2 separate regions of the Homo sapiens genome follow, and region 1 is linked to region 2. Evidence: chromatin loops called from intact Hi-C (ENCODE). Cell type or tissue: Caco-2. All regions are shown on one strand.

Region 1 (2,500 bases), 340 kb before region 2:
TTTGTAGTATATTTTGAAATCAGATAGTGTAATGCATTTAGCTTTGTTTTCTTGTTCTTTTGTTTTATTTTGCTCAAGACTGCTTTAACTATTCACTTTTATGATGTTTATTGTCAGATTTTACTTGGCTTGTTTCTTTACTTCATTAGTTAATTGCTGCTACATACAAACCTCAAAACTCAATAACTTAAAACAACTCCTTATTTAATTCACAAATAAATGGATCAGCAATTTGGTCTGAATTCGTTTGTGTGGTTCTTGTTTCTTTTGGGCTCACTCAAGTATTTGTGATTAACTGCTAAGTCTGCAGCTCCAGGATGGCCTTGGTTATGACATTTTATCTCTACTTTATATGGTTTCTCATCCTTCTATTATTGGAAAGAGGTCCTGATCCAGACCTCAAGAGAGGGTCTTGGATCTCATGCAAGAAATAATTCAGGATGAGTCTACAGAGTAAAGTGAAAGCAAGTTTATTAAGAAAGTAAAGAAGCAAAACAATGGCTACTCCATAGGCAGAGCAGTGGCATGGTCTGCTCGACTGAGTATACTTATAGTTACTTCTTGATTATATGCTAAACAAGATGTATTAGTCTGTTTTCATGCTGCTGATAAAGACATACCCGAGACTGGGTAATTTATAAAGAAAAAGAGATTTAAGGGACTCACAGTTCCCTATGGCTGGGGAGGCCTCACAATCACTGCAAAAGGCGAAAGGCATGTCTTGAATGGCAGCAGACAAGAGATAATGGGAACAAAGCAAAAGGAGTTTCCATTTATAAAACCATCAGATCTTATGAGACGTATTCACTACCATAAGAACAGTATGGTGTAAACTGCCCTCATGATTCAATTATCTCCCACCTGGTCCCTCCCACAACACATGGGAATTATGGGAGGTTCAATTCAAGATGAGATTTGGGTGGGGACACAGTCAAACCATATCACAAGGGGTGAATAATTCATGAGTTTTCTCAGAAAGGAGTGGGCAGTTCCCAGAACTGAGGGTTCCTCCCTTTTTAGGCCAAATAAAGTAACTTCCTGACATTGCTATGGCATTTGTAAACTGTCATGACACTCGTGGGAGTGTCTTTTAGCATGTGAATGCATTATAGTTAGCATATAATGAGCAGTGAGGACGACCAGAGATCACTTTCATCACCATCTTGGTTTTGGTAGGTTTTGGCTGGCTTCTTTACCGCAAACTGTTTTATCAGCAAGGTCTTTGTGGCCTGTATCTTGAGCCAACCTCTATCTCATCCTGTGACTAAGAATGCCTAACTTCCTGGGAATGCAGCCAAGCAGGTCTCAGTCTTATTTTACCCAGCCCCTATTTAAGATGGAATCACTCTGGTTTGAGTGCCTCTGACACGTCAGCAGACTATTTTGGGACTGCTCACATGGTGCCTGGATATGGTTCAGAGACAGAGTTGGGTATGTGAAGAATCTTGTCTGAGAACTGGGGCACGATTACTCCCACTGCATTCTATTGACAAAAGTCACATTCCAGTCCAGATTGAAGAAGTGGACAATTGGCCACCTCTTGATGGATGGTTAAAAAAAAATTGCAAAACGTGTGGATGTGAAAAAGAGTTATATGGTCATTTTTACTATTATCTTTATATAAAGGGGATAATATGGCATGTGCTCTTTTGTGTCTTCTGGCGTTTTTTTCTGCTAACATAAAATTTTTGAGGGTTATCCATATTGTTAAGTCAGAGTGATTTAAAACAACAGAAATGTATTATCTCATGGTTCTAGGGACTGGAAGTCTGAAATCAAGGTGTTGGCAAGGCCATGCTCTCTCCATCGGCTCTAGGAGAGAATACTTCCTGTCCTCTTCTAGCTTTGGTGTGAAGACTAAACTCTGACCTTTTTTTCTTAATCTTATCTTGCTCAAATTCCTTCTTAAGGGGTTTGGTGAGCACGCCCTACAAACCCTAAAGTCTCATCAGAGGAGTTTTATTTAACCCTGTATAACATGTCCTACTTTCGAACCTGACTTTGGCATAACATCACACAACAAATAAGCAACCCCAAATATATTTTATTGTCTTATCTTGAAATTGGCCTGCAAAGTCGTCTCTTGTGGGAAAAACCTACATTCTGTAGAGAATCCCCTTTTCTCTTTTTTTTTTTCACTTTCCAGATCCAGGAGATAATCAGCTAAGAGCCAGGTGCCCTTTTATGTCTGATAAGAAACATTTTATAACCTATTTTCCCTGAAGTCTACTATGTTAAGGCTTCCTCTGCACAATAAAACTTTGACCTCCACAATCCCTTATCCTAACCCAAACATTTCTTTTCTATTGATCTCAGGCCTTTATATAAACTCAACCAATTGTCAAACAAAAAATGTTGAAATTTACCTTAGCCTGAAAGCCACCTCCTCAAGTTGTCTTGCCTTTTTGAACCAAACCAAAGTACATCTTAAATGTATTTGGTTGATGTTTCATGTCTCCCCAAAATGTATAAAACCCGGCTCTTCCCTAACCACTTTGGG
Region 2 (2,500 bases):
TGCCCCTCCCTCCCTTCCCCCCCTAGTAGACCCCAGTGTCTGTTGTTGCCATCTTTATGTCCATGAGTGCCCGATGTTTAGCTCTCACTTATAAGTGAAAACATGTAGTATTTGTTTTTCTGTTCCTGTGTTAATTTGCTTAGGATAATGGTCTCCAGCTGTATCCATGTTGCTGCAAAGGACATGATTTCATTCTTTTTATGGCTGCTAGTATTCCATGGCACATATGTACCACATTATCTTTATCCAATCCACTGCTGATTGGCACCTAGGTTAATTCTATGCCTTTGCTATTGTGAATAGTACTGCGATAAACATGCAAGTGCATGTGTCTTTTTGGTAGAACAATTTGTTTTCTTTTGGATATGTACCCAGGAATGAGATTGCTGGGTCAAATGGTGGTTCTGTTTTAAGTTCTTTGAGAAATATCCAAACTGCTTTCCACAGTGGCTGAACTAATTTACATTCTCACCAACAGTGTATTAGCATTCCTTTTCTCCACAGCCTTGCCAACATCTGTTGTTTTTTTGACTTTTTAATACTAGTCATCCTGACTTGTGTGAGATGGCATCTCACTGTGGCTTTGATTTGCATTTCTCTGATGATTATTGATGATGAGCATTTTTTCATATATTTGTTGGTCAAAACACAGCCATTATTAAATATCAAATATATTATCTCACAGGTAAACACATTAAAAACAAAGGTTATAATTGCTCAAAATTGATCACTTTTCAATTATTTGGCTACATTTTACCATTATCCATGCTATTGGGGTTATTTACATCTATTGGATCTGTATTATGAAAATACTTTGTAATTTGCCACTGTGCATCTCTTCCCAATATGAATTCAGGGCATCACATAGGTAGCTTGAAATCAGCCATGGTAGGAATATATGCACAATGGAAAAGAAAAATGCTATAGCAAATCAGGGCTTTCTTCCCCTTCCCAGAGAGCTAGTTGTTAAACATTTACTAACAGATCACTGGGTTAACCCACAAAGCTTGATAACACAAGCCTGGATAACAAGTTACATGAGGAAATACAGCCTGAAAATTCTTTTACAGCAGATTAAACTCATTTCCTTATCAATGTAGCTCTAAGACTTGTCCAACCTTATGAAGCTACCTGAGCTAATCTTTAACTCTGCCATAGTGGTATGGCTGAAGTCATAGTGATATGGCTGAAGAAGGTCATAGTGGTATTTCTTCAAACAAAAATTTGGGAATGACTAGAGTCAAGGTCACAAGCTATTGGTTTTCTTTTAACTGATCTCTGTATAACTTCATTCTTTAGGCATGCTTTTAGCAGGCAGCTATGCAAACCTAAGCTATACCTTATTGAAAACAATAGAGGAGGAGAAATTCAGCAGGCATCTCACTTCCCTTCTTTTGTAGTATTGTAGCTTATGAAGATAGATGAAATAATTGGCTGGCTGGTATACAAAGATTAAAGAGACTCATGAAAGGAAGAGAAGGCAACTGGGCAGGGAGTTAGAAGACCTTAGAATAACTACAGGACAGATGATGGAATACAGACACCAGACTCAGCATTTTAATCAAGACAAGTTAGGTTACACTGCAATATCAATACTAAGATGTCAGTGTCTTAAAACAGTGCCACTCATACTGTACGTTCTACTGATAATAGTCACTTAGAAAGCAAGGGACTTAAGGGATCCTGCTTTGACACATCCTGACTGGTGTGATGATGAATTGCAAAAAAAAAAAAAGGGGCGGGGGGAAGTGACATATTGCCCATCAACTCTTAAAGTGACAGATACCATTTATATTTACATTTTATTGGCCAAAAAGAGTAGGGAAATGCATGCTTTTTATGTGCCCAGAAAGAGACTAGAGTAGTTGTAAACAGCGTAATGACTAACACAAAGGTCAATCAAGAGTTGATCAGCACTGGGAGCTTTGGTAGCAGGCAATGGGAACCCAACCTCAGAAACTGTGATCCCGAAGTCAGACTCGTCTCTTGAAAAAGTATAAAACAAGGTGGGACTTGGTTATAAAGAACAAGCCCAGTTGTCAGAACTGAAAAGTATCTTAGTTAGACTGCACACTGCATCAAAATCACAGACATGCTAAAAATAACCTTCATTGTTTATCACCCTGTTAAGTCTCAGCTTAGGTGGCATTTCCTTGAGGGAGGGTTTCCTGATATTGCCTCTCAGGGTCTTATATTTCCTGTGGGATTCCACTGGTCACACAGTACTTACCTCATTAAGTGTTGGTGATTATCTTTCTCTCTAACTAAACTATTAACCCCTCAGTGCAGGAAATAACACTATTCTTTGTTCTCTAGCAAAATGTGTCCTCAATAAATACTGGCTGAGTGCATAAATAAATAAATCATCATTTCATTAGATATCCACAAGTCGCTCCAGTATTTCCTAAATTATATTTTATTTTACATGGATTTTTCTCCAGGTACAAACTGCAGAAGATGACTTGAAAACAGATTTCTACAAGGATTTAACTTCTCTTGG

Evidence for each region. A loop is a pair of places that touch in the nucleus more often than their neighbours do. Peaks named below come from ENCODE experiments on the same cell type or tissue, not always from the same donor. Only the 100,000 strongest peaks of a DNase experiment are listed, where the experiment ranks them.
Region 1: it touches region 2 in a loop (9-fold over the local background); 7 of 110 quality-filtered maps call a loop at or near these places.

The regions. Positions count from the first base shown.
Region 1 is chr5:41,526,214-41,528,713 of GRCh38, reverse strand. No RefSeq gene overlaps it. Among named protein-coding and RNA genes, the nearest start is that of PLCXD3, 17 kb to the right of the region's middle. In Caco-2, no CTCF peak of the experiment used is centred here; DNase peaks (open chromatin) are centred at 1,363 and 1,863.
Region 2 is chr5:41,181,501-41,184,000 of GRCh38, reverse strand. C6 (complement C6) reads left to right here. Exons shown (of 18, transcript NM_000065.5): 7 at 2,442-2,500. Among named protein-coding and RNA genes, the nearest start is that of C6, 31 kb to the left of the region's middle. In Caco-2, no CTCF peak of the experiment used is centred here; no DNase peak of the experiment used is centred here.